Regions from separate parts of the Mus musculus genome. Here regions 2 and 3 are each linked to region 1. A link is a loop called in an ENCODE intact Hi-C map of the cell type or tissue named here. Cell type or tissue: left cerebral cortex. All regions are shown on one strand. Each heading gives the region's core, and the rest is flanking DNA. Links, peaks and the distances in the headings are about the cores only. Region 1 has its middle 24 kb from the start of Gm32079. Region 2 has its middle 32 kb from the start of Rap1gapos. Region 3 has its middle 19 kb from the start of Rap1gapos.

What was found. A loop is a pair of places that touch in the nucleus more often than their neighbours do. Peaks named below come from ENCODE experiments on the same cell type or tissue, not always from the same donor. Only the 100,000 strongest peaks of a DNase experiment are listed, where the experiment ranks them.
Region 2: it touches region 1 in a loop (3-fold over the local background); 15 of 42 quality-filtered maps call a loop at or near these places.
Region 3: a loop joins it to region 1, with 2.4 times the contacts of the local background. A loop is called at or near these places in 15 of 42 quality-filtered maps.

What each region holds. Positions count from the first base shown.
Region 1 is chr4:137,831,226-137,841,153 of GRCm38, reverse strand. No RefSeq gene overlaps it. Among named protein-coding and RNA genes, the nearest start is that of Gm32079, 24 kb to the right of the region's middle. In left cerebral cortex, for the core only: a CTCF peak has its summit at 5,008; a DNase peak (open chromatin) is centred at 5,009.
Region 2 is chr4:137,669,653-137,679,580 of GRCm38, reverse strand. It overlaps a transcript of Rap1gap not described here. Among named protein-coding and RNA genes, the nearest start is that of Rap1gapos, 32 kb to the left of the region's middle. In left cerebral cortex, for the core only: CTCF peaks have their summits at 2,606 and 3,270 (motif pointing left); DNase peaks (open chromatin) are centred at 2,689, 3,268 and 3,835; H3K27ac peaks cover 1,978 bases.
Region 3 is chr4:137,682,941-137,692,868 of GRCm38, reverse strand. It overlaps a transcript of Rap1gap not described here. Among named protein-coding and RNA genes, the nearest start is that of Rap1gapos, 19 kb to the left of the region's middle. In left cerebral cortex, for the core only: no CTCF peak of the experiment used is centred there; a DNase peak (open chromatin) is centred at 5,316.

The DNA.
Region 1 (9,928 bases), core at 4,019-6,518:
GTGGTACACACCTTTGATTGCAGCACTCAGGAGGCAGAGGCAGGTGGGTTTCTGAGTTCTAGGCCAGCCTGGTCTACATAGAGAACTCCAAGCTAGTCAGAGCTACACCATGAGATTCTGCCGAGAGAGAGAGAGAGAGAGAGAGAGAGAGAGAGAGAGAGAGAGAGAGAGAGAGAGAGAGAAGAAGAAGAAGAAGAAGAAGAAGAAGAAGAAGAAGAAGAAGAAGGAGGAGGAGGAGGAGGAGGAGGAGGAGGAGGAGGAGGAGGAGGAAGAGGAGGAGGAGGAGGAGGAGGGAGGGGAGAGGAAAAGAAAAGGAGGGAGGGAGGAGGGAGAGAGGAAGGGAGGAAGGAAATTAGACAGACTGAATGACTTGGGTATTACATGTGTGTGCACATGTGTGCATGTTTGTGTGTATGCATGGAGATGCCAGAGGACAGAGAAGGACATCAGATGTCCTTCTCTGTCATTCTGCCCCTTAGTCCCTTAAGGCAGTGTCTCACTGGACCTGATGTTAGGCTGGTGGCTGACAAGTCCCAGCCATCCTGCTTTTTGCACCCCCAAAGCATTGGCATAAATGTGGCTATACCTGGTTCTTATGTGGGTACCAGGGACCTCAGGATGTCCTGATGCTTAGGCAGAAAATCTTATACACCATCATTTCCCAGCTAACACCATCTTCCTTTAGAGATAGGGTCTCTCACTGGCGTGGAAGTCACCAAGTAGGCTAGGCAGTTTGGCCAGTGAGCCCCAGGGATGCTGGTGTCTGCCTCCACAGCTCCGGGATAATAAATATGTGCCTGCATGTCCGGATTTGTACATGCGGGTGAGTCAGATCCTTGTGCTTTGGGACAAACACTTTACAGACAGAACCATCTCCTCGGCCCCTGGATGCTATTGGCTTTTATTTCATGCGCATGCATATTTTGCCCGCGTGTATGTACTAGAGGCTAGAGCAGGGCATTGATTATCTGCAACTGGAGTTACAGACAGTTGTGACCCACCATGTGGGTGCTAAGAATCATTTCTGGGTCCTCTGGAAGAGCAGTCAGTGCTCTTAACCACCAGGCCATGTCTTCAGCTATCCAACTTCTTCTTGAAGTGACTCACTATGCAGTCAGATGGAAAGGCTGGGTTCACTCCCTTTATCCTTCTGCCACAGTAGCTAGCCCCGCCCCCACCCCTGAGGTCCTAAATGCTTCCGAACAAGCACAGATGTGTGCCCACCCAGGGGCGAGTTTGGGGAATTTGTTAGATGCCATCTGGATGAGTGAAGGGGTTGCAAGATGAATTGTGTTGGAAGAAGAACCGAAGCTTCTTGAGATGGTTGGCCTGGCCTCGGGATCATCAGGTGGCGCCTCCCTGGCAAGGGAGTCCTGGAGGTGAGCCATGACAGTTAGGAGCTAACTGGGTGAAGGGAGGGGAAGAGGGTGGTCCTGGCATCCAGTAGAAGTAGAAGTTGTGGGGCAGTAGGGAGGTTGTGGATCTGGCCATGGTGCTGGAGTGCCTAAGAGGCAAGAGAAGCGTCAGGGGCCAGAGTATGTGGCCTTGCAGGCTGCACTGAGGATTTAGACCTTGATCCAGAAGAAAAATAGCTGCCATGTGTCACAGTCACATGCATCCATCGGATGCTGTGTGGTGAGCATACTGAATGAGGACAGTTGGAGACAGTGGCAGTGTTGGGGATCAGCTGCCATGCAGACCTGAGCGTCCCTACCCTCAGCTGGTTCTAATAAAGAATTGCCATTCAGACAACAGCTGGGCAAAGAGACAGAGTGGGAATCTTAGATTGTGCGGGCAAGGGACCAAGAGAGAGGGGAAGAAGAGAGAATTGCTGTGGGATCAGATTTAAGAGCTGCAGGAGAGAAACCATCCAGCAATGTAGGTGGAAAGGGAATGCAGCCCTATGGAGTTGCTGCCCAGAAGGTAACAGGGAAGAAAAGGTAAAATATAGATTTAGAAGGTGTCAAGCCAACGGGGAGATTTAGAAGTGCTCAACCATTGAGCTAGTCAAGGTATATCAAAATTAACTGGTGTGTGTGTGTGTGTGTGTGCTTCATTCATAAATCCAGAGAGCTCTTGGGTGAGTGCAGTGTGCGAGTGACTCACCAGGAGCCAACAGTTTAATTAATTTACTGCAACATGCCAGGTTGCCCAGGGCTGCTATTGAGGCTGTACAGGGGAGGCTTGGGTGAGACAGGTGGGCATGGGCAGACCATGGTATGGATGGGTGGATGGATAAGGGCAAGGGAGAGGGAGGTTTTCCTGATGAGCTCTGGGTTTGTGGATGGAGCAGTGTGTTAGAGTATCAGACTGGGGAGATCTGAGCTGACAGGCTGAGAGTGAGATGTGTTTAAGTCTTGGGCACGCCGGACTGGCCAGCAGTAACGACGCTGCAACAGGATCCTTCTGCACACGTTTATTGGGAGAGCTTGATTGCAGAGGCGAAGAGACCCCGAGCCCAGAACTGGTGCTGCTTATATAGGCCTAGGAGAGGCGTGTCTCACACCCGGATTGGTTATGCACTACGCCTCATTTGCATGTTCCTCATCTGATTGGCTACTCTCTCTGTACCTCACAGAGCCTCATTATCATACCTCATTTGCATGTCTCACATCTGATTGGTTATACTCTCAAAGCCTCGTTATCATGCCCGGGCCAGGCAGTGTCTTTGCAAAAAACTTTACTGCATATGTACACATTGGTTGTTTGTCCAAACTTATGTGTGGTGGCCAGCAGTAGTCAGTGCCACTCTGCAACGGCACATGTGGCTTCCCACATTTAAGGAGAGAAGTGCAAGCAGCTGGATGTCCCTCTTAGGATCAGAGGAAAGGCTAAGTCAGAGTAAGGCCTCCACATCTCTGCAGGATAGACAGGTAGGCTGCGCCACCTTGAGGACCTTGCTGTAAACCAGTAACACACCCCCTGCAACGGAGGTACCCCACAGAGGTGGCGTGCATGGGAGGGCTGCTAGTCCTTCTGTGGACACCCTAGGAGAGAACAGGATGGAGGGGAGGGTCTGAGACGGGGCTGGGGAGTGTCAGCGATCTGCAGAGGAGACTGAGAAGTAGAAACGGGAGGAAACAAAACCAGGAGGAGCTCTGACCACAGAGGACAGAACTCTCATCCCCGGGTGCTGAGGGCTGCCAAGCAAGAGGTCAAGTGTACTGAGTCAGCAGGACATGGGCTGCTGGCTTAGGGAACATCCGGTCAGCGTGACTTGGCAAGCATGGGACAAAATCCAGAATAGCCCGTGCTGAAGGAGAAGAAAACAAACGGGCAGTCCTCCCCAAAGCTTGCTTGTTTGTTTGTTTGTTTGTTTATTTATTATTGGCATCAGGTGCCAAACTCAGGGTCAGTACTCTACTATGGACCCATATTCCCAGGATCCCTCCCCACCTCCACCCCCACCCCCACCCCAGTATAAGACAGAGTCTCATGTAGTCCAGGTTGACACTGAATTCCATGTGTAGCTGAGGGTGATCTTGAACTTCTGATCCTCCTGCCTCTGTTTCTGGAGTGCTGAGATTACAGTGTGTAGTTATAGGTAGGTAATAGACAGACAGACAGAGACAGACAAATGATAGAGAGATGATAGGTAGGTAGATGATAGATAGATAGATAGATAGATAGATAGATAGATAGATAGATAGATGACAGGTAGGTAGATGACAGGTAGATGATAGATGGATAGATGATAGATTATAGATAGATGCTAGATAAGTAGATAAATGATAGGTAAATGATAGATAAGTAGATAAATAATAGGTAGATGATAGATAGATGGTAGATTAGATAGATAGATAGATGATAGATAGATAGATAGATAGATAGATAGATAGATAGATAGATAGATAGATAGATAGATGGATAAACAGACAGACAGATAGATAGACAGATAGAAAGATAGACAGATAGACAGATAGATAGGTGATAGATAAGCCCACCATGGTGAGCTTATAGTTCCGGGATGTGTGCACACGAGACAAGTGTCTACCAACAAGAGCTACAGCATGAGTTACATTCCCTGCCCCCTTTCCCTTAAGGACTTTCTTCCTAAGGAAATAGGCAGGCAGCTCCAGTTTGGGTCAGGTCAAGGGAGGCTCTTCTCTTTTGCTTTCCCCTCCCACCCCCCCCCACCCCCTGAGATGAGCTACTTGCGAGGGCTTGGGTTGGGTGTGGGGTAGACTGTGTGTGTAGGAGAGGGTATGGGGGAATGGCTGGGTAGAAGGATGGGCTGCGGAGGCTGATGCTCGATTTGCTGTGTAGTTAAAGATGACCTTGAACTTTTGATCCTTCTGCCTCCACCTTCCAAGTGCTGTGATGGCTTGCCACCTCTAACTTCCAAGTGCTGGGATTGTAGGTGGGTTGCCACCACAGCTGTCTCAGGAAGGGACGTTACGGCAGGATGCTAATGCTAATGCAGAGAGCCTTCTGTGCTGTGTGGACAGTCTGAAGGTGTCGCATTGAGAGTAGAGAAGAACAGGCATGCCATGCTTGGGAGTAGAGTTCTGGGAGAGTGGAAAGTTTCTAAGGAGCTGCAGGCGGTTCTGAACTCCAAGCAAAGCTGGGTTATCTATCAGTCATCTGTCTGTCTATCTATCTATCTATCTATCTATCTATCTATCTATCTATCTATCTATCTATGTCCTTCTGGCTCAAGCCATCCTCCAGCTTCAAATTCCTGAGTAATTATGTCTACAGGCACTGGCTTTGGTCCTAAATGCTCTGGTTTTTATTTTATTTTATTTTATTTTATTTTATTTTATTTTATTTTATTTTGTCTAGCTCTATCCCTTGATGAAATGACTTTATCTTAAGATCTTAGTTTCCAACCTATAAAAAAGGGGACAAACACAACCCCACTCATTACAGTTTCTGGTTCCTGGATCTGGTCTGGTCTGGCTGTCAACGCCTCCCTCCTCCCACCCCGTCCCCATGTTGAATGTTGGGAAGGGTGACCTGGAAAGCTGTCTGTGTTTATAACAAACTGACCAGCAGGGGCAGCAGATACCTACACAGGAACACCGGAGCAGCCTTGCGCTGTGGTACCCAGAGAGCAATGCAGGGGACAAGACTGAAGCTGCCACTAGGCTGATCTGTGTGGCTCATGAGCCAGAAGGGAAATAAGTACCACACTTGAGTTCAGGGGCTCTGTAGCGGAAGTGGACGAAGAAACAGCTCGATTTAAGAATGTAACCGCTAGGGAGGAGAAAGGAGCGGACAGAGTCTAGGCTGATCTGTGTGGGAGGGGCTAGGGAATGAAACAGGCTGGCAGGGCTACCTGAACTGGGGGGTTAGAGTTGACATCAGGGAGTCACAGGGGCACAGAGGAGGGGGCGGGGCAGAAGAGGAAATGGGGTGTGGAAAGGAGAACTGGGAGCTTCCAAGAGACCCAGAGCCGCACCTGTAGCATAGGGCCTGTGGAGGGCCGGGGAGACCCTGGGGTGGGGACAAGGGCCCATCACACTTGGCCCCCTTGGTGTCTCTTCTTCCCGTCTCGCTGAGCTTGCAGACCCACAGCAGTGGCAGCATACGAGGTGGCCCTGAAGCATTTGAGGCCCACAATTGCCAGGGCTGGAAGAGCTCCCCACATTCTTGTACCCAACGCCACGTTTTGCGGAGGAGGAAACCAAGACCCAGCTCCCTTGTAGCTCGGCGAGACTGGATTGAAGCTGCAGCTGGTCTCTGCCCTGACGGGCATCATCAGGTATAGTTAGCGGTGGCCGGCGCTCCCACAGCCTGGAACATCCAGGCTCGGGACACCTTCAGGGGGAGAGTTTTCAGGACAGAAACTGTTGCCACGCCCCCTTGGGAGCTTATAAAATCCCACGTCTCAATTCTAAAGCAAGGGGTTCAGAATAAAGAGGATATAGTTAATGTCTTTAATACGACAGGGTAATTTCGAAACTGAAAACAAACTTGAGGGAAGGCAATTAAAAGCTCTTCTCCCTTGGAACACAAATATGAGAAACAGCGGCAAAGATGGCACTTAGCTCAATCCTATGTTTATTTTATTTTAAAGCGCCACCAACTGGGGCTTATCCTGGATAAAGAAGGAAAATTAACCTTCAGAAAATGCAGCCACTAAGTTCTCATGTTAATCAACAGGCTACAGGAGAAAAACCATGAGACAGTCTCCGCGCAGGCGCATGCTCAGAAGAAAGCTGTTCGGAAAGTCACACCCATTTGCAGTTTCCAAAATCTTTAGTAAACCAGGAGGGAGTAGGGGGTGGGAAAATTACCAAAACTTATAACGGGGTTGGACACGTGGCTCAGTGGTTAGAGCACTGGCTTCTCTTGCAGAGGACCTGGGTTCAAGTCCCAGCACCCACATGGCGGCTCAGACCCATCTGTAACTCGGGTTCCAGTGAATCCCATGTTCTCTTCCAGGCAGGCACATGGAGCAGACATACACTCGGTCAAAACATTCATATACATAAGATAAAATAAATCTAAAGATGTTTTTACATTATTAAGGTCACTGAGGTGGTTAAGCCGGGGTGCTCATTGCCAAACCTGGCAGTCCGATATCAGTTCCTCAGACCAATATGATGGAAGAAACTGACTCCCCCAAGTTTCCATCTGACTTCCTTGTGGACATTGTGGTGTACACACACACACACACACACACACACACACACGTAAGGGTTTTTTTTTTTTGAAGGTTTGTTTGTTTGTTTGTTTTTTAAAGTATGATTAAAGCCAGGCTGTCACGGTGCATGCCTTCAATCAGAGCACTCTGGAGCCAAAAGCCGGTGGATCTTTGTGAGATCAAGGCCAACCTGGTTTACAGAACTACTTCCAGGATAGTCAGGGCTGCACAGAGAAACTCTGCCTCCTACACCCCGCCCCCCCCCCCCCAAAGAGTGTGATTAAGGGCAGGGAGGCATTGTGGTGCACACGGTTAATCTCAAACACTTGGAAAGCAGAGGCAGGTGGATCTCTGTGAGTTCCAAGCCAGCCAGGGCTACAAGGTGAGTCCCTGTCTTGAAAAACAAAGAACCACCACCACCACCAAAAATAAAAAATAAATAAATAAAATTTAAAAAGAAGAGAAAAGAAAAAGAAAGAAAAGAAAAGAGATATAAAAATTGGTATAAGATGCATAGCCAGAATTTAAGGAAAACATATATGTTTTTAAATTTTTTAATGTATATGAGTGTTTTGTGTCATGTATGTATAAGAACCGTATGTTTGAGATGGAAAGGGGTCAGATTCCCCTAGAACTAGAGATGAAGGTGGTTATAAACCACCCTGTGGATGCTAGGAATTGAACCCAGGTCCTCTACAAGAATAGCTAGTGCTCTTAACTGCTTAGCCATCTCTACAGCTCATTAAAAATGCATATTTGGAGTATTTGGTATCAAATCCAGGGCCTTGTGCATGCTAGATGGGGCTGAACCTTACCTATAGCCTGAATAGCTTCTTTCGTTTGGTTTTTCTTCAGAGGGTCTCATTATGTATATATCTCATTAATAATATATTATATATGTATATATTATTATTATTACTGATAGGGTCTGACTATGAAGCCATGGGTGTCCCAAAATTACCTATGTAGACCAGGCTGGCCTTGAACTTTTAGTAATTCTCCCTCATGTGTCTTCTCAAGGCTGAGACTGCAGGCAGGCATTTCTATGCCCAGATCCCCCAAAATATATACTTTTTGTTTTTCAAGACAAGGTTTCTTTATGTAGTGCTGTCTGTCCTGGAACTTGCTCTGTAGACCAGGTTAGCCTCAAATTCATGATATCTGTCTGCCTCTGCCTCACAACTGCCAGGATTAAAGGTGTGCCCCACTACCACCCAGTCAAAAATAAATTCTCAAAGGAGACCAGGAACAGCCGGAGGATGCCCAACATTGTAGTTACTAATTCACTTTACTCTTGGGCTCTTGCTGACGTTATGAAGAAATGTAAGGGTGGGAAAATAAGAGGCAAAATGGTCATTACCTACGGATATAATCCGTAGTTACCCACACCGAAAAAACGATCTGATAATTACCAGATCAAAGACCCATTTATAAAGGCTTTTCCATGGCAGACCAACCAACTATAATACATTAAAGAAAAGAAAACAGTGAAGTGCCCAGGAACTAACTAGCCTCTTCTCTTTTTAAATTCATTTCCAGAAAAATCTAGTTTTAAAGTTGTCAGTGGGCATTTTTAAAGAGAGTTAGCACTGCAGTAGAGAGCCCCGAAGCCTGGCCTGAGAGGCTGGTGCCCAGGCAGGATGACAACAGTGGATTCGGGCTCCCTAGTTCCTGCCACCGAGAAGGACTGAGATCCTGGCTTCTAATACTGTTCCCCACCAAAGGCCCCTGGTCTCCACGAACAAATGACGGATTAAGATTGGGACAGAGAGTGTAGAAGGTGACCTTGGGTCATCTCGCATAAGAGAGCAAGAAAGAAGAGTGCTCAAAGAAAAGGTTGGTGGTGGGTGGCGGCTGGGGAGGGAGGGTCAGTTCAGTTTAAACCTGCAGTCCATGGTAGGTTGACCCTGCATCAGTGGGCAACTCCGCTCCTAGGAATACATGGGCAGAACTAACTGTACTCAGAGAGTTAAAGGTAGGAAGGAAGGAAGGAAGGAAGGAAGGAAGGAAGGAAGGAAGGAAGGAAGGAAGGAAGGAAGGAAGGAAGGAAGGAAAAAGAAGGAAGGAAGGAAGGAAGGAAGGAAGGAAGGAAGGAAGGAAAAAGAAGGAAGGAAGGAGGAAGGAAGAAAAAAAGGAAGGAAGGAGGAAGGAAGGAAGGAAGGAAGGAAGGAAGGAAGGAAGGAAGGAAGGAAGGAAGGAAGGAAGGAAGGAAGGAAGGAAGGAGAAACTGGAGAGGTGGCTCTGCAGATGAGAACATTTACTGGGAGGCAGAGAAGGGAAGCACCCCGGGCTCTCCAGACAGACTTGCTAAGTCAGTGGGCTCCAGCTTAGTGAGAGACCCCACCTCACACAAACAGATAAGGTGGCGACCAACTGAGGAAACATTGCCCTCTGGGTCCCATACATACACGCACATGCACAGACCCACAACAACATGTATCACACACACACACACACACACACACACACACACACACACACACACACACACTGAAGTTTTTTCAGTGGTGGACTGAGACAATAAAAAGTAACAGGAAACCCCCCCAGAAAAACCAGGGCTCCATGTTGAAGCGGGGTGAGACTGAGATGTCAGAATTTTAAACTCATTCTACAGAATAGTTTTAAACACCAAGGGGAAAGGAGTGATTCCTTCGCTGAGCCTGTCAGGTGGTGTGCCCGCCTAATGAAAGCACATATAGTCAGCGGTGGGACACACGGAATGCACCCTCTGATAGGAGCCATGGGAACTGAGTAGCTTCCAAGCGCTGGGGTTAGAGGCAAGTGCAGCCATGCCCAGCCAGATTTCTCGGGTGATATCTGTTTGGATCAGCAGGTTAAGGCACTTGCCACCTAGCCTCGTGACCGACGTTCAACCCCTAAGACCCACCATAGAAAGACAGAGCCAATTCCGGCAAGTGGCTGCCTATCTGCATACTTACACACACATGCACACAAAATAAATCAATAAAAAATAATTAGAAAAATATTAGTTTTTAGGGAGTCCAGGAATTTCCAGTTATCTTTTTTTTTCTTTTCTTTTTTAAAACCCTTATGGATGTTTTGTCTGCATGTATGTACATCTAAGTGCCATATGTATGCAGTGCCTGCGGAGGTAAGAAGAGGGCGTTGGAGCCCCTGAAGCTGGAATCACAGACTGCAGTTGTGAGCTGCAACGTAGGTTCTGATAGCTAGCCTGGGTCCTCTGCAGAAGCAGCTCTTAACCCCTGAGTCATCTCTGCAACCCGAGCTCCTGGTAATCTCTTGACTGTAAAGAGAGTCAGAATAATTTCAGTTTTTAAAAAATGGAGTGGGTGTCTCCATGCGTGCGTGCGTGCT
Region 2 (9,928 bases), core at 2,173-4,672, 160 kb after region 1:
AAAGAAGCTAACTGGCCACCCAAAGAGAAAGATGCTGAGCCACAGAGCTATGGGAGAGAATGGGCCAGGTGTAGTAGCCATGCCTGAAAACCCAGCACTTGGGAGGCAGAGGGGAGTGGAAATCTCTGGGTTCAAGGCCAGCCTGGTCTATATAACTGGTTCCAAGCCAGTCAACATTACTACATAGTGCGTGACACACTGTCACAATAAAGAAATAAAATAATAGAACCAGGCATGGTGATACACACCTCCATGTGTCTCAAAAAGACGACCAAGTGTGGGGTGGGGTGTTGGGGTGCTGCTGGAGAAATGCTCAGAGCACTGGCTGAGGACCTTGGTTTGTCCCCAGCATCCACATCATCTGTAACTCCAGTTCCAGGAGATACAAAGACCTCCTCTGGTTTCCATGGGTACCAAGGTGCATGTGATATGCATGCATGCATGCATGCATACGTACATACACACGTACATACATGCAGAACACTCATACACATAAGATAATAATAAAACTTAATGTAGTATTAAAGAAAGAATGAGGCGATCTGTTTGAGCACACAGAACTGCCTCCCAGATAAACACACAGAGAGACAGCACCACGTGGGACTTGTCCTGCAGCAGGCTCAGGAAGACATCAGCCACCACAGACCACAGCAACAGGGAGCTCGCCATCCCCACTCAGCACAGAGTGGGCGCTTGCAGGCTGGCACTGGGGACTCCCCGCTGCACTCCAGAGGAGTCCCCTTTCTTTGGTCTCTCACCTAGGAAAGGAAGCCACGGGCCAGGGGTGAGGCTCAGTTGGCAGAGCGCTTGCCTAGCATGCGTGAGACGCTGGGTGTAATCTCCAGTACAGAATAAAAGCAAGAACCAGGCCCACGTGTGGCTCACACCTTTAATCCTAGCACTCAGGAGCCAGAGGCAGGCGGATCTCTGAGTTCAAGGCCAGCCTGGTCTACATGTCCAATTCCAGGCCAGACAACACTACATAGAGAGACCCTGTCTCAACAAACAAACAAACAAACAAAATAACAGATCCAGGCACGACAAGGGAGGTGAAGGCAAGAGGATCAGATATCCAAGGTCATCCACAGCTACATGAGACCCTGGGTCAAAAGGAAAACGGAGCCTGCTCTCCAGGCTCAGCTCCTTCTGGGAAGCCACCTCCTCTTCTAGGCCTCCTGACTCTGCACCTGATGAAGAAGGGAAGGAGCAGGGGTGGGGAGTAGTTTCTTCCCCCAAGCTCACCCAGCCGGCTCACCTGCCTATAACAACCCCCCCTTCCCAGCCCCCCGCAGGGAACTGGAGAACAGAGTGAAGGGCAAGCTCCAGGAAGACCCCAGGCTGGGCTCCACATGCTACTTGCCAGGGTCTCCAAACCACCTCCTCTCTCAAGTCATTCCCATGGAGGGATATGCTCAGGTTCCCCTGGGCAAGAGGCATGGCAGGCCTGGGCTCTCCGCCCTGCTCTTGGCAGCTCCTGAGTGGCTTGGCTGGAATCTGTTTCCTCCCTGGGCTTAGGTCTGCTCATGTGTTAATCACTCTCCCTAACACATGCACACCGGTCTCTTTCTCTCCAGGCCTAACACAAGCAACATATACATGCCGAGAAGGAATTCCACCCACCATGGGACGCACTCAAATCCTAACCCAGTTACATCCATCCAGTTCCAGGTTGTCCTACATGGAGGCGGGTGTGTGTGTGTGTGTGTGTGTGTGTGTGTGTGTGTGTGTGTCCCGGTCCTGGGGAAGGAAGTGTGGCTCGGCTCACACCCTCCCCAATCAGCTGCCTGTGGTCCATGTGCTGTCCTGGTTCTTCCTGGAGGACCCGAGGACACACCTGTACCCAAGCTACCCCGGGTCTGTGAGCATCTCGACTTACACAGTGCACACATATAAACATCTAACTTGTGCCTAGATGTCTCATATAAACCTGCTCACATAAAAGTCAGCACCCACGCCATCAGCTTGCGTGCGCACACACACATGTGCAAAGGTCAGAGGAAGTTTGCACATCCGAGTCCTAAATCTAGATGTACTCAGCTACTGACTGGGGCTGGGTTTGCACACCCATGAGGCACCCAAGACCACAGGCCCGTGCGCTGAAATCACACCTTTAACTGTGGTCACCTTACATTTATCCGGTGTGCATACAGACATGTATACATACACACATGGCCGCCCACCTTACGTGGCACCCGGAAAACTGTGGAGAAGAAACGAGAAGGTGTAGAGAATGACTTCTGTGGGTCAGAGATGTGTGCAGCCAACCATGGCACCCCTGAGGAGAGTAGAGGGGAGGTCAAGGCAGGGACCCAGGCACCTTCCTCCACTATCTTTGCTACGTGATCCTTCCCTGTTCATTTTCAGGGATGTAGGTCAAAGCTCAGGCAGGCACCCACAGAACACCTGCTGGGGCAGCAAGCTGACCGAGCCCTGGTCCCTTGGTCAGGAGACCTGGATCTCAGACCCAGGTTTGTGAATCACTTGCTATTTCCCAGGACAAGCCCCTTTCTACTCTTGCCTCCCCTTCTACACAGCTGGCCAGTCTGGGACTCAGAGCCACGAAGCCCCCACCCTGGCTACCGTTCTCAGTGAGGACAACTCCGCCTCCAGGAAGCATTAGGGAAATACCAGAGGGTGGTTTTAATTTAGCAATTACTGAGAGTCACCACAGCCATTCAGAGGGTGGCAGCCAGAAGAGCTATTCATGGAGAGTCTTGCTGAGGCAGGCTCCCTCACACAGGCTGCCCCGCCCTGCACGTGGGCACAGCCTGCTAAGCCGACCTAGCCCCCAAGTACTTCATACATCAGTATTGATCTGTGATTTTTCTTGTTTTGCTACAATGCTGGAGTTGGGTGGAACCCAAGACCTTGAACAAGCCAGGCAATTGGCCTACCACTGAGCTAAAAGCCCCAGCCCCGTGAGTCTCTTTTTGATGTGGCTTTAATCCATAATGAAATTTTCTGAGGTTCAATTGCTGGAGACATCCTGAGCTGGAGGTCAGGTGCATGGTAAGATTTTTCTACTGTTAATGGGAAAGTGTCTCTGTCAGAAATACTAAGGGTTTGGTTTCTTCTGTGACTCTTGCGGTGTGGTCGTGCCAGGGCATTCACCCAAAGTGGGGCACTGTTTGGTTCCCTTGTGGTGAAATGTCATTGGCTTTTGAAATGAGCTGGGCAGGCTTATTATCTAGGAGTGTTAAATCTGGAAATGAAGACTGCTCTTAGAAGTCTCCGAACGCAGTTTAGGAGTCAGAGGCGGTCCCTGGCTCCCTCATCTGGCCGTTGGTGGAATTGCAGTCTAGCGCAGGCAGCTTTCCAGGACCAGGGACAGCGCCCCAACCCCAGCAAACCCCCCTCACCCCCCAGGCTCTCTCAGGGTGGGGACCCTGAGCCTCCAGAGACAGCGCCTCAAACCCCGCTGTGCCACACTCCCTCCCTCCTTCCCTGGTGTGGAGGCGGCCCCACAGCCTCCCCTCGCCAATAGACTGTGCCTCTCTAGGCCACAATGGCACACCTGCGTGCCACAATGGTGGCACCTGCTTTGCCGCCTACCTTGTTCCTTCCACCCTTCGTTCCTCTGAGAGGATTGCTAAGCTTCACCTACGCATCCTGTAGCCTCTGTGATCTTCATAATAGGCCCAGGAGCTAGATCATGCAAGAATAGTGTATCTATCATGGCTGATGGGGAAACTGAGGCTGGCAAAGACTCCCCTGTGTGCTCCTCAAAACCTCACTCCCATCATTCACGCTCCAGCCCAAAACAACAGTAGCTACCCACTACCGTGGCCCTGTGCCAAGCACATATCTTGCCATCGAGTTAATTAGGTCAAACGGCTGTTCCCATTCCACAGGCCAGGAAACCCAGGCTCTAGGGAGCTGAAGGGCCTGCCTGAGAGTCGGGGTATAAATGGCTACACACACTCCATGACGCATTCACTTTACCTTCCAAAAGAAAGCAGCTATTCTGCTCCGGTCCTCACAGGCTGGAAAGAATGGTGCTGGAGCCCCACACTCCTCACAAGGAACAGGGTTTCTCTATTTGGTCAAACTTTAGCCTTGAAAGACACACAGTAGGTGCTTAATAGATACATGCTGATTGGTAGGCACCTGCCATCCAGACACAGTTCTTTAAGCACAGCCACACAGCCTGGACACAAAGCCTGGACCCAGGGCAAGGCAGGATCCACTGTGGGTAGGAACACAGACGCAAGAGCCACACTGAGCAGGGGCCTGGCTCACGTGACTGGAGGCTGATGCGGGGAAGCGGCAATGCCCGGTGCCATCAAGGGCTTGCATGGGGTCGTTATTTATACCAATAGCAGCAGGTGCACCCGCTGGGTCCTGCCCCACTTCTCTCAAGGGGAGGTCAGGTACACCACGAACACTCAAAGGTAGTCTATGGCTGACGTAATAACAGGAGAGAGGCAGCCATTATGGGTGAGGCAGAGAGTGAAGGGATGTCTGGAGATCCTGCACCTCGCAGCCTGACTCTCAGCCTCCCTTGAGATAGGGGCTCATAATGATGTCCTAGGCCAGCTCTGAACAGAAAGAAAGGGAAGGAAGTTTTATCCCTATCAGAACACACATGGTCTTGTGCCGGTATGAGCTTGGACTCAGTCGGGCCTGTGTTTGAATCCCCTGCTCTGCTCTTCCTGGCTGCTGACTTTTCAGAGCCCAGGATTTGTGACAGGCGATGGCGCGTGGTGGCGGTACCTGTTCTTATCTCACCGGAGTGTTTTTAGAACTCAAACGTGCTCGAGTCTAACAAAGGGGGGGCACCGTAAATAGGGATTCACAGTCAGGCATGGTATGCACACCTATAATCCCAGCACTTAAGGAGCTGAGGCCATGGGATTGTAACTCCTAGGCTAGTCTGGGCTATATAGCAAGATCCTGTCTCAAAAACAAAAACAAAGGGCTGGAGACATGGCTCAGCGGTTAAGAGCACTGCCTGCTCTTCCCAAGGTCCTGAGTTCAATTCCCAGCAACCACATGGCGGCTCACAGCCATCTGTAATGGGATCTGATGCCCTCTTCTGGCATGCAGGTTTACATGTAGATAGAGTACTCATATACATTAAATAAATAAAAATAAATCTTAAGCCGGGCGTGGTGGCGCACACCTTTAATCCCAGCACTCAGGACGCAGAGGCAGGCAGATTTCTGAGTTTGAGGCCAGCCTGGTCTACAAAGTGAGTTCCAGGACAGCCAGGGCTACAAAGAAACCCTGTTTGGAAAAACCAAAAAAAAAACAAAAAAACAAAAAAAAACAAAACCCTTGAATAAAATAAAACCAAAGCATAAATGTATGGCTAGTGCATACAACCTCAGCACTTGAGAGGCTGAGTGTGAAACTACCTTAAGCAACATGATGATTCCCTTTTAAAAACAAAAGGTCAAGTCTGCAGAAACTGAAATGGGTCTTAAATATGGTTACTGGACATGCCCTGGAAACCCAGGTCCTGAGCTAAGCCCCACACTGGCCCACAGAGTAACTTCGGGATAGGTGTCATCCCTTCTCTGGGCCTCTTTCTCTGCCTATAATGAGGGCTCTCTAAAGGCCTGTCTTATTCTGGTTTCCAAGGTAGCACAGCCCCCTGGGCATGGCAGGCAGAGATGCCTCTTGGGTAGGGGCAGAGGTGAGGCCCTGAAGCACCCAGCCTCATCTCCCACCGACTATCCCTGGGGCCCAGCACCCCAGGCTGGAATGGGGTAGGGAGTAAGGGGTTCCCTCTGACTATCCTGCCCCTCTGTCTGCAGGATCCTCTAACCTGGAATACAAAAATGTCCTCAGCCTAAGATCTGGAGAGAAGCCCATGGTGGAGTGAGAAGGAATGAGTCACCCGGGACTTCATGTCTGGGTGGCCCCCTTAGACCCTGTGAGGCAGTGACTCGTATGGCAGCTGCTGCCGCATCTCAGTGAGGGTTCAGAGAGGTGAGGGAGGGACCTTGGGGGAGTGTGCACAGGACCTTGCTTCTGGGTCCATCCATCTCTGAACACACTGGCCACTCAAGATTAGGCGTCCTGAGCTATGGCTATGATATATCCCACACTAACACAGGCTTGGTTCCAAGAGGCACACGTGATACGGGGCAAGAATCAGGGAAGGCTCTTGGGTGGCCAGTGAGGCCCTCCTTCCTCACTGTCATGGGACATCTACTTTTGCCATGTTGTCACTGACAATGGACAGAACTGAGAGCAAAGCCCCTGCCCTGGGGGTAGCCTAGCCCTCACCCCGCCCCCTCCCCTGCCTCCATCCCTATTCCCATGGCCAGAGCAAACGTCTTAGAGCAGTTGGGAATATCCCACCTTTCTCAATGGTACCCTTTCCCTCGCTGTCTTACTTTGTACACCACAGTGATTAACAAAGGCCAACAGAGCCCTAATTACAATCTCAGTCCACTGAGCGACCTCCAGAGGTTGCTCGACCTCCCTAAGCCCCTATGGCTGATAATGACAGTTGCTGAGAAGTCACGGGAAACCCTCATCACAGTACACAGCACACTGTAAGTACTCAATTAACGCCCCTCCGGGGTTCTACGGCTCAGCTCATATTCAGCATATTCTCCCAGAATCCTACTGGTAAGGACTGCGTATTTTGGGGGTAGTAGGGTAGGGGCAAGCCCCAGGCTTCTCTGTCCTTAGGGACATTAACTACTTACATGCACCTTTCCTGCTGGAAGCCTAGTGGCATGGATGAGTGAGATCTCAGCCCTCAGGTCCCTGTCCAGTTTTGCTCTCTGTGGTATTTAGAGATCAGAGACAGGCTACAAGGTGGGAGGCAGGTGTGAGTGGGCAAGGTTAAGGCCCACTCATCCCCAGGTGTAGCCCTGTGACTTCATAAGACTGCTGCCAAGGCTGGCCCAGGGGCCCGCAGCAGTCTACCTGAGAGTGTGTGGCCACTCCTGATTCTCAAGGTCAGAGACGACATGGTGGCAGGGCACAAGGCTTGCAACCATCAACACCGTCCCATTCCGGCAAACCCCTGAGGCCAGTGGTTTGGCCCACTCTGAGATGATGAAGTCAGAAATGTCCTCCAAGTTCTGGTCTTATGCAGCCAGGCAAGGGACACTCCCAAGGTCAGCCTCCATTAACCACCTCCATCTGCCCGAGGAGGGGACTCTGGACGAGGGCATCTATCTCTCAGAGATTCAAGTCAGATATCAGGAGAGGGACAGAGGGCTGAACCCCACTATCTGGCCTCCGTTTTCCTTCCCTCTGCAAATGTGTGGCTCCCGTGGGCATTAGGAGGTGGCACAGGTGCCTGATCTCCACCCGTTGTCCCTGGGCACCTTGCCAACAGCTCCAAATTCCCAGGGGTGCCCGGGGAACAGGCAGTTACAGAAACACCTGCAGGAGTAACAACCCCGGGGCTCACGCTGCATAGACATTATCAGCCCCTGGAGCCATGCAGCAGTCACAGACCCAGCAGCAGGGTCAGAGCCTATCCTGCTGCCCCCACACAGTAAGGCAGAGGCAGGGGACGAGGTATGGACTTTCTGTGTGGGTGCCGGTCTTGCTTCCTGCAACTCTCAGTTGACGCCCTCACCTGCTCCAGGGAGGGAACACCCAGCAGCTCTTTCATCTGAACACAGGAAGATGAGGTCCAGGGAGAAAGGCATTGGGCAGCAGGAGCCCAGCACAGCTAGGCAGAGAGCTGTACCTTGTACCTGTGCCAGGCTGCTCCTTGTCCCCTGCCTACCGAGTCTGGCCATGTAACCAGAGGCTATGTGTACAATGCCCAGTGGGTTCCTTTGTGACTTTTGGGGTAATGCAGAGTCCTCAAGCCATTAATAAACCAGGTCATTGCGTCACCCTTCCCTGAAGCCAAATGTCCCCAAGTTGGCCTCAGTGTAGCCTTTACCCCTCTCTGACATCCATGTTATCAGGTACCAATCAATACCTACTATGTGCCAGGCCCCTCACTCCTCAATTGCCAATTGCCTTTGAAAATGTGATGTCACGGGAGGATAAAAAGAAGATCCCGTTACTCCCTAACACTGAAGGGAAGCTTAAAGAAAGGAAGGAAGGAAGGAAGGAAGGAAGGAAGGAAGGAAGGAAGGAAGGAAGGAAGAAAGAAAGAAAGAAAGAAAGAAAGAAAGAAAGAAAGAAAGAAAGAAAGAAAGAAAGAAAGAAAGAAAGAAAGAAAGAAAGAAAAAAGGTGGCACAGTGGTTAAGAGTACTGAGTTCAATTCACAGGAACCACACGGTGGCTCACAACCATCTTTAATGGGATCCGATGCCCTCTTCTGGTGTGTCTGAAGAGAGCAAGTGTACTCATATACATAAAATAAATAAATCTTTAAAAAAAAAACCTATAAACTTTGGGCTGGGTGTGGTGATGCATGCCTGAAATCCCTTGCACTTGGGAGACTGGGAGATTACCATGAGTTCAAGACCAGCCTAGGGTACATAGTGAGAACTTTCAAAAAGGTAAAGGGGTAGGTGATATGGCTCAGAGGGTAAAGGTGCTTGCTGCCAAGACTGACTACCTGAGTTTGATTCCTGGGACCCACATGATGGAGGGAAGGAACTGACTGTCCTTGGATCTCCATATTGTGCTATGTCGTGTCCATGCACATAGACACATAAATAAGCTAATAAATAAATGCCTTTTAAAAAAGAGGAGAAGGCAGGAAAATAAATAATACATTGAAGTGGTAGTTTATTTGTTTTTATTTATTTGTTGTTGTGTTTGTTTGTTTGTTTGTTTGTTTGTTTGTTTGTTTTTCAAGACAAGGTCTCTGTATGTATCTCTGGCTGTTCTGGAATTCACTCTGTAGACCATGCTGGCCTCGAACTCACAGATTTGCCTGCCTCTGCTTCTGGGATTAAAAGTGAGCACCACCTCCGCCCAAGTTATTTATTTCTGGGACAGGATTTCTCTGTGTAGCCCTGGCTGCCCTGGAACTCACTAAGTAGGCCAACCAGGCCCTGAACTCAGAGATCTGCCTGCTGTGCCTCCCAAATGCTGAGATTAAAGACGTGACCCACTGCCTGGTAATATTCTGTAGTTCTTGAAAAGGATTTCTCTCCAGGTTTCCCTGGTGTTTGCTTATCCTCTGTAGATTTCCGTTTTCCTGAGCTACTAATCCAAAGCAGTTCCCGGGGACTGCGCCTCCATCCTCACAATGCTCCCCAGAGGACAGCAGACAGGAGCTCCACACAAAGGGTCGAAGGCTTGTCCAGAGTCACACAGCAGAGATCAGCACTGGATTCTTTTTTTTTTTCTTTTTTATTTATTTATCTTATTTATTTTTATGATATACTCTTTATTACTTTTTTTTTAATGATTTATTTATTTATTATATGTAAGTACACTGTAGCTGTCTTCAGACACTCCAGAAGAGGGAATTAGATCTCGTTATGGGTGGTTGTGAGCCACCATGTGGTTGCTGGGATTTGAACTCCGGACCTTTGGAAGAGCAGTCGGGTGCTCTTACCCACTGAGCCATCTCAACAGCCCCAGCACTGGATTCTTTAGCTTGAGGTAGCCTTTCATCTGCAGGTCCAGTGGCTGAGCCCTGTACATGAGCTACTACTGACCAGCCTTCTTGCTTCTTCTTTTGAGACAGGGTCTCAAAACTCATTTAACTCATTCTGTATCCTAGATAAGTCATGAACCTTCGCGGCTTCCCCAGGTCCAGCACTTTTCTTTTTCTTGTTTCTTTTTAAATATTTGTTTGTTTGTTTGTTTGTTTATTATATGTGTGTACATTATAGCTGTCTTCAGACACTCCAGAAGGGGGCATCAGATTTTGTTAGGGATGGTTGTGAGCCACCATGTGGTTGCTGGGATTTGAACTCAGGACCTTTGGAAGAGCAGTCAGTGCTCTTAACCACTGAGCCATCTCACCAGCCCCCAAGTCCAGCATTTTTCATTGTTTTAGACGTGATCTCCACATGGCCTTGAACTCAAGATCCCCCT
Region 3 (9,928 bases), core at 3,845-6,344, 150 kb after region 1:
TGGCCACCAGCTGCAGGTTTGCCCCACTGCACCCCATTCCCACCCTAGAAACCTCCTGGTCACTTGGCAGGTGGGTAGTGGCTGGCCCAGCCCCCTCCCTAAGCTCTGAATAACTTGGTGTCAATCAACTTGTTTGTGGAAGACTTTGGCCTTGAAGGTCACCTGTTAGGGAAAGTGGCAGACCAGCCACACCTGCACATGCCTGAGTCTGAGGATGGGGGGGGGGCTGAGAACAGAAGTGGAGGCCTGGGGGCCCCCAGTTTAGTTCCTGGCTGTGTAAAGATCTGTGTGTGTGGTCTGTGCCTCCGGGCCTCAGTTTCTCCAATGTGCAGGGATAGTAGCCACCCCACCCTGCAGGTTAATGGGAAAATTCTCAGACAGTCAGCCACCTCCTGTGAGGGGGGGGGGGCAGGGCTCCAGGAGCCAGGCTGTTTACAGTGGGTGTGTCTGTCTCTTCTGAGTTTTGGGTTCCCTGCAGCCGAGCAAGGGGTGGGGGGTGCGTGCGGTGCAGGGTGAGAAGTGGCTGGGTGTGCATGACAGGAAGTGGAGGTGGCAGAGAACACTCTTGTGTCTGGGGCATGCGTGGGCTTGGGAGCCAGTGTGCTCACATGGGATTGTGCCACCCACCTGCATAATGGCTTCATTCTGTGTGAGGATGAAGATACGCTGCCTCACGTGGCTCCCATCCTCCCCTTCAGAACGGTCCTCCCTCGCCAGCCCTGGGACACTAACAATTCCAGGTCTTTGCACACCACCTGTGCCAGTCCTCACAATGGCACCTCAGGCTCTGCCCTGCGTCTGCCTCTCCTGAGCCCCCTACAAACCAGGAGAGGTGTCCCACTTAACAGCCTGCCTCAAAAGCTTGCACTGGGTCCATAGAACCTTGTTATTAGAACTTGCTCAGTGTCCATGCAGTGTGACACACTGGATGCCCAGCTCGTTGGGTTACCATCAACCCACTCAATCCAGTGGGTCGCCACTGCTGCTTAGCGAGGGGTATTCATGTGGTAGATCCTATGTTCACCACGCAGCTGTCTGCTAGACCAGGCTATGAGGGTGGACTTGAAGCTCTCTGGGTACCTGGTCACCCATGTAAGGGACCCTTGAAGGTCCCTTGAAGGGACCCCACCCTTCAAGGGACCTCTGGTCACATGGGTATCTGGCTAGGGAAGGCAGAGGACTGTCACCAAGCTGGCTGAGGTAAGAGACAGGGACATAAAATCTTATTTCTGACTCCTAGAGCAGAGCATCTGCTACCTGGACCGACCACCCCTCTCACCACAGACTTTCCCATCACTCCTGGCAACCACCCCAATATCCTTCAGGGGCAAGCTCCTATATATCCCTGTTCCAGACCATGCTACCCATTTGAAATCACTCAGTGGCCCATTAGCTCATCTTATGTCTGTTCCTCAACTGGAAGGAAGCTGTGGGAGGCTAGGGACCTCACTCATCCAGATCCCGCAGCCTCGGGTGAATAGCTGGCCCAGGACATGAACCCGGGAAGTATTTGCTAAATGAATTAACAGCTAATGAAAAGCCTTATTGGGGGGGGGGGGTGCTGGAGAGGCTCAGTGGTTAGAGCACTGGCTGCTCTTCCAGAGGTCTTGAGTTCAATTCCCAGCAAGCACATGGTGACTCACAACCCTCTTAATGGGATCTGATGCCTTCTTCTGTTGTGTCTGAAGATAGTGACAGTGTACTCACATACATAAAATAAATGTATCTTAAAGAAAGAAAAGAAAAGTCTTACAGGGCCAGGCATGGTGGCACACACTTTTAATCTCAGTACTGGGGGGGTGGGGGTGGGGAGACAGAGGCAGGAATATTGTTGTGAATTCGAAGCCAGCCTGGTCTTGATAAGAGTTCTAGGACAATCAGGGCTAAATAGAGAGACCCTGTCTCAAAAGAACAACAATGATAACAACAAAGGAAAGAGAGGGGGAGAGGGGAAAGAGGAGAGACAGAGAGAGTGACAGAGACAGAGAGAGAGAGAGAGAGAGAGACCTAAAGGACACTTATGTGGCGACTACGTCCCTGTTTATATGTTTATGGGTATAAACATGTTCAGACACGGCAAGCTTCAAGCCCAAACTCACACAGCAAATAGCCAGGCCAGGTCAAAGGAGCTAGCCGTGCTGGAGCCTAGGTGCCCAAGAATGTATGGGGATGGCCTTAGTTATACGAAGAAGTGATTTACCCACAGGTCACTTGGGTCACCAGGCAGGCTTCCCTCCAGTATGTCCTTTTCATGTCACTGGCCCTGAAATGGGGAATCCCAGACATCCACTGCATCAGGGAAGAAAGGAAGACTCAGGTGAGGGACAGCTCGGGGTGGTCAGCTGGGACGGCCAGCATGTGTGGGCCAGAGCCAGAGCACCAGTAGGCACTGTGTTCATTCACGTAGGAACAGGAGAAGGTGTCATCACCCTCGGGCAGAGGCCTCCAGGACATCAAGCAGACCGGCCCCTGTGTATTCAATGACAGTGGAAGAGGAGGAGGACCATGGTCAGGGTCGGGTGTGTGCCAGGCCTTAAGTTGGTCCTTAGTGCAGCATGCTACCTTGTAGAATCACCATCACAGTTTCTAGCCAAATCTTGCCGGGGTCCCAAATAACCTATTTCCCCTCTAGTTATATGAATGCCAGCATCTGCCTGGGGTCGGGGCAAGAGGCTCAGCTAACCTGGACATGTGTGTGGTGTCTTGACTTGAACCCATTTATTCACTGGGCCTAGTTCCTTGTTCCTCTGTTATAACTCTGTCTCTGTCTCTCCCCCACTCCTGCACCCCCCCACACTCCAGGCTAAAGACCTAACAAGTAGGGAAACTGAGGCCCCCAGAGGCTCCCTAGCTTCCCAAATCTGTGGTGGCATTCACAAGCCAGGCCCAAAGTCAAGAATCTAGAGCTCAGCCCACCCTGAGCACCAGCAGGATACTGGTCTCCAAAGCCCCAGAAAAATTCAGCTTCAAAGAAGAGTTCGGGATAAGTCCTGATTTGAGGGTTCAGAGACTCCCGACACTCCCACCCCCAGGAGATCACACATGGCCTCGTGGGTAACTGCTGCTCTCAGCGGCCAGACATGGCCAAGGCTCTGTGCCCTGCACATGCCATCTGCTCTTCTCTGCCATGATCCCCTAGAACATCCTCTCGCACGTGCTCATCCCCTACCGGACACAAGCCACAAACTCTGTCTCCCTACCAATCTGTCGCGCACATGCGCAGTGCCATTCAGCCTGCCCGTCTATCGCGCACATGCGCAGTGCCATGCAGCCCACTTCCCTCTTGGGTCATTGTAGTGAAAGGGTCAGTGTTGTTAGCTTGAAAGAATCTAGAATCACGTGACTGAAGTGTGGGATTGTTTTGATTGGATGGGGAGAGCCAGTTTCTGTGGATGGCAGTTCCCTAGCTGTCACCCTGGACCCTATGAGGAGAGTAAGCAAGCTGAGCAGCAGGCATTCCTGGCTCTCTTTCCTGGTTGGGGATGGGATGTGACCAGCTGCTTCCAGCTCCCATTGCCTTGCTTTCCCTGCCATGACAGTCTGTGCTTTTAATCTGGGCTCATTCTTTTCCTCTCTGGACTGAGTAACTCCAAGAGTCATGGCTTTTTTTTTTTTTTTTTTTTTTTTTTTTTTTTTGCGTCTACTGCTTGCCACCTGACCCCTGGTTTGCACAGGCTTTGGCTCTCTGAGAGTTCCCCACATTAATACCCAAATTTGTCTACTTTGGCCAATAACCTTGCATAAGATCCCGCATTCCGGGTTAGAGAGATGGCTCAGTGGTTAAGAGCACTGACTGCTCTTCCAGAGGTTCTGAGTTCAAATCCCAGCAACCGCATGGTAGCTCACAACCATCTGTAATGGGATCTGATACCCTCTTCTGGTGTGTCTGAAGACAGTATACTCATATTCATAAATAAATAAATTAAAAAATAAAAGATCCTGCACCCCAAGATACCAAGAAAGCCTCCTCCTAAGCCACCCCCTAAGTCACCCCAAGTGCTCAGACACATGACACACGGTCTTTGTGTACTAATGAATCCTTTCTTTCAGCGTAAATACTCACAGAGGCAGAAAACATCCCCAGAGAGCCTCGGCGCCGTAGTTTCTAATGATAGCACTGACATGATCATGGGTCATGGAAGGCCCAGCGGCAAAGCAGGTTGAGAAATGCCACAAAGTAACTGAGTGGAAGCCAGAGTGGGCATTTGAACCTGGGTCTGTCTAACTACGAGGTTCAGAGCTTTCCTGGCAAAGGGTGCAGCCTGAGCATCCGCAGGATGTAGGGACAAGCAAGACCGAGCAAGAACCAACCTTGAACAGGTGTGGGTGCTATGCACGGGATTCATGGCAATCATTTGCCTAGGCCAAACTGCAAAACCATAGCCGTCCAGGCTCAAAATCTACCTCGGCAGGACCTAACTCTGGTCTCCTGAAGCTACAGAGAAGCTTCCTGGCAAAAGGTGTCTCTCGTAGGCCCCTTCCAGGGGTTGCCCTTTTGTACAGCATGATGGGAAGGGTCAAGGAGAGTGGCTTCGGCTAAGCTGGAGGGTGAAGGGAGCCAGGATGCAAATATGCAACCCTGCCTAGGAGGAGCTGCCTCAGAGGGCTCCCTTCTCTTACTGAAGAGCTGTGTGTGTGTGTGTGTGTGTGTGTGTGTGTGTGTGTGTGTGTGTGTGTGTGTGTGTAGGAGGGTCAGACCCCAGAACACACACAGGCTCGGGCAGCTCAGACCCTTTGGAACGTAGCTAAACTGCTTAGCAGTGCAAGGGACCACTTCAAGGGCAGGGAGCTGCCTGTCACTGGGAACATACAAGAGGATGTGACAAGTGGGCCAGTAAGATGGCTCAGCAGATAAGGGTGCTTGCTGTCCAGCATGGAACCTGTGTCCCTTCCCGCCCGACCCCCCAAGGACGCATCTCACGGGAGGAAAGAACTGCTTCCTGAAAGTTGTCCTCTGACTTCCACAAGCACGCTGTGGCGCTTCATAACTCCCCCCCCCCAACTAACTAAAATAAATAAACATAATAAAATTTTTTTAAAAGAAAGGGTGACGGGTCAATGGAGGCACAGGAGGCTCAAGAGGCCCATAAATTTAGTTGAAGGTAGAGATGTGTTTTTCTCACAAGGCCCCGAAAGCTTCTAGCAGCACTCAAGGGGATCACGAGCAGACGAAGCGGTTCCTTGCCAAGTGGGAGGCTACAAGAGGTGCTTCTCCTGCCAAGGACTCCAGGGGCTCTGTAACCTTTAAGATTCCTCAAAGCCAGGCAGCTGAGACTTCGTGCTACCGTAGGGCAGTGACTGACCTATCTAACCCCGGTCCCGCACCCATCTTACCTGCAGAACCCACTCGGTCCTGGCCTCTCCCAAGCTCACACCCACCTGTGGCCTCACGCCCCCTCAGGCTTCCAGTCACCTGCTCCTTACTGTCCATAGGACATACTGAGCACATTCCTGCCTCAGGACCTGCTGTTCCTGGATACCCCAAACTCTTCTCGTGTCTGGCTCCACCCCTTCCTCAAGTTCCAGTCTAAACACTAGATCTTAAAATCCTTCCAGAACGTTCTCTCCCCGCCTCAGCTTCCTCCTGGCCTGGGAACAATGCATGGCTTGTGGAATCACTGGGACAAAGCAGCTCATCTACCTGTGTGAAGGGCAGTGGGACGCAACCCAGAGCGGTCAGCCTCCTCTGTCACTCGTAAGCCTGCTTGTGACTTCAGTGCGAGGCAGAGGCAGATATCTGTCAGCTTATAATCCCTTTTTCCTATTCATTTCTCAAATGAGGATAACAAGGCCCAGAGAAGTACTGCCAGTCGTGGCCAAACAGAAATATCTCGGTTGGTCTCGTGTTTCACTGACTCCAGCACCTGGAACCCTGCCCACACACAGTAGGTGTTTAGTGGTCGCTGCAAACTCCTCGAACACAGTAGGTGTTTAATGGTTGCTGCTGATTCTCAATTCTCAGAAACCTGTAGGTACAAAATAGTTGCCTGAGGCCAAGTGGGTACATGGTAAATAATCATAGCTCCACTCCACTCTGGACAGCCAGGAGTGTGTGTGTGTGTGTGTGTGTGTGTGTGTGTGTGTGTGTGTGTGTGTGTGTGTGCTTCAGACTCCATCAGCTACCTCTGTTCTTGTATGTCTAGGTCTAGGAACTTAGGTCCCTCTCAGAATGGCTGCTGGGATGTATTCTTGCCCCTGTGTCCTATAGGATTCCTCAGTCTTGTTTAGCTGGGAGAGACAACACTTACTGCCTTGGCCAGCTCAACCTTGGTGTTGGCCCCACAAGGTCCCTGCCCAGAGCCGGGAGCAGGTGTGGGCTCAGGAGGCAGCTGCTGGCTCCCAGCCTGGGCTCTGCCAGCTGCCCGCCGGGGGCCTACCCACCAGATGCATAATAGATGAGGAGGCCCAGCGGGCTGTGCCTACTTGGCATTTCAAAACTGCTAATGAAGCCTGTGCCAGGTCCCAAGACCTCTGGCTTTATGACGGCTGAGAGGAGCCACTGAGGGCAGGGACCACCACCAAAGCCCACTTCACACCTGCTGCATCTGGAAGATTGAGCTGGCAGGCCCCGTTACCAATCACTGACTGCCTGTTCTGTCAGCCACTTGCCCTGCGTCTCCGTTCCCTCATCTATAAAGTGAGGCCCTGGCCACACTGTGGAGGGAACACATCTTGGTGGCAGGTGAGTCCTCCCTGTGAGACACTCGGCAATGACTCTCATTTGGGACACATTTGGGGCCACCTCCCTCCCTCTGCTCTCCCACAGCAAGGTACCCATTTCTGTAGTTTCCAGGCTCGACCAAGGTCCCTTCTCCAGCAAGAGAGGGAGCCCGATTTAAGTCCACCCTACCTACCAGCTGCAAGACCTTTACCATCCTCTGGCTAAATTGTGGCCTGTGAAATGCAGGTCTGTTCTCAGGGCTGACCAAGGCCATCACAGAGGAGTGACCAGCACCGTGTTGGCTGGGCTCTGTGCCTTTGCCTCCAAGACCCCTAGTTTTCAGGACCGACCAATGGCTTCTCTCACAGTCCTTCCCAGAAGCCCCTGCCTTGTGCAAGCCCACCAGCTGCCCCCAGACCTCTTGTCCTGCCTCCATCTGGATTCACCTTAAATGCCCAGCCCCTACACCAGGTTAGCTGGGTCCTCAGGGCTGCAGAGGCAGAATCACACCTCCATTCTGAGATATCCACCCAGGCACTTGGCTGGGTGCAGTGGGGGACAGAGCCCTGCTGATCTGGGACTCACAGGTATCTGAAGTGAAGCCCTGAAGGAGCTGTGACAGAGGAGTGCAGGGCCTGTCTCATACTTCAGGGTCACATGGACACATTCAATGCCACAGACAGCACCTTATAGAAACTCCCATCCCAGCAAACGGGTTGAGCTCTGAGAAGGGCTTTGAGAAGTGACTGACCTGCCCAAGGTCCCACGACTAGAACATGTCAGAGGCAGATTCCTCCCACACCTGTCAGCCTTCCCAGGCCTTGCTCTTTCTGCTAACTAGGGAACAATCAGTAACGTGTGTGAGATAAACAAGCAGGCGTGATGTGGGATCAGAAAAGAACTCCCTCCCCTGCCACCCAGCAGCTGAAGAGAGAAGGTATCTGGAGGAAGCATGCTGGGATAGCAGGGGAGACACATGTGCAAAGCATTGTGGTAGTTCTAATCAGGTGTCCCTGTTGGCCAGAGATGCAGGCCCTGTGAGAAATAAAGTCCTGCTAGAGAGGAAGGCAGGGGCAGGTCATGTGTATCAGGAAATATGGTAGGAAGTTTGCCATTCCGGGTGTAGGCTAGGACAGGACTGGCTGTAGGAACGGGGTGGGGTGGGGCACATCCGGATTAGCACCTCGGACAGCTGCTAAAGCAGTGGCGGGGCAGGGCAAGGAATTATGGGTAACAGGTGCATCCTGAGGACTCAAGATCCTTACATCCCAGAGAGTGTCAAAGCCACACAGCCGGTCAGTTGCTCTCCGTCCTGGGGCCCTGTCTTTAGCTCTTGGTTCAGAGCGCTTGCCTAAGTCAGCCTTGGATACCTGACCCCACTGGAACCTCCCTGAGGCTTGGAGACCCCTGCTCAGAGCTGGAGGAAGATATAGACCTGGAGGAAGATATAGACCTGGAGGAAGATATAGACCTGGAGGAAGATATAGACCTGGAGGAAGATATAGACCTGGAGGCGGCTGTTGGTTTCCATCAGGTTCCCATGTAGGTTCGACATCAAAGTTCAATTCTCTGTGGCCTTGGGCAAGTCACTTGTCTACTCTGTCTCACCCAGACAGAATTAGAGATAACAGTCGTAAAATCAGAGCTGTGCTCGGGATGACTTGAGTCAATACATACAAGCGCCTGACAGTCACAAAGTACCTGACAAGTGGCAGTTACTGCTGCTTGAAGCTTTGCAAGGGAGCCACCTTCCTCACCTCTGTTGGCATCTCCTCACCCGACCCCTGCTCTGGGCATACCAATCTGACTCAGCATGGCACCAGGGCAGAGCTCAGAAAGGGAGAGTCACTGGCCCCCAAGCTGCACAGTGAGCAACAAAGGGAACTGAGGAAGGGGCCCTGGAGCTCAGCCTAAGTACCTCCTGCTCTGCTTCCCAGGGCCTTGGGCACTCCAGCAGCTGGAACACTGTGGGGTGTGCAGGCTCCAGGAACCCCCCCCAGCAGGGGCAGGAACCTAGAATGGGGGCTGGAGCCACAGGGGAGCTCCCACTGGCATTGAGGCAACTGCAGGAAGAGCCGGAAGGGCCATGTGATGTTAGTGCCAGGGAAGCTGGGAGGTGCCCGCCTGTGGGACATCAGGTGCCCAGTGCTGTGTGAATCTCGAGGTGAGGCTGCACCTCTGCCCACTGCCTGGTGCCTCTTGGTGTTGGGGAAGCTGTTGATGCTACCTCCTCCAAAGGGAGGGTGGCCTCAGACACAGGGAACAGCTTCGGGGCTCAGTATGAATGGGACTAAAGGATTGGGGGTCAGCAAGAAGGCAGGACACCTCCTGCCCAGCGAAGAGGCACACCAGGGCAAAGATTGGTGAATGGAAAGGGAAGGAAATATTTGGATGAGGGCCTCTCACACACCAGCCTGGGTCTGCACGCCTGAGTTCTCCAACCTCACGCCACAAAATAGGCATCTATACCCCCATATCCCAGATGAGATAGCTGAGGTTCAGGGAAGTGGCAAAGCTAAGATCTGACTCCAAGGCTGAGCTTCAGCAACAACCGTGAGGAGAATATGTGGGTTCTAGGGGAAAGATCTCCCGTGCCCTGCCCTGAGGGCTGTAGGTCCGATTTGTCATTATAGAGGGTGGGAATGGGCTGGGGGTGCTCTCAGGGAGCAGCCAAGGCAACCCAGGTGCTCCCGAGGACCCCCGGTACTCACCACACACTCTGTCGAAGGGAGAAGGATTTGTCCACCCTGAAACACAGTAAGTGGATAGCCCATGAGGGGTCATCTGTCATGGCCTTGCAAGGTGCACCAGACCCATTCCGATCTATCCTGCCCCCTGGTGGCCAGAAGAGACACTGCTGCTAAAGGTACCAGATGGCCTCATAATCTGACCAGACCCTGAGGTCAGGGTGGACCCCTGGGAAGGTGGGCCAAGGCTATGCAAATGAGGAACAGGAGCAGGGAACATGAGTGTTGGCAGGGGTGGAGTCAGAAGTGGTTCTGAGCCGAGCAGAGGACAGTGTTAGAGGGTCAGGGTAAGGCTATAGAGGTGCGGACAGGCTGGGAGGTGTGCTAGGTGGTTATGGCTCATGGCAGGATTCCATGTCCTCCGCAAGCCCCACAGGCTTGTCCCAGCTCATATTCACCCAGGAGCCAATCACCTCGGTACCTGAGCAATCCTCCCCTCACCCCAACAACACACCCCTGCACTTCCGAATTCATGGGCATCCCCAGACGACATTCCCTGTGCCCTGTAAGCCTGGACTGG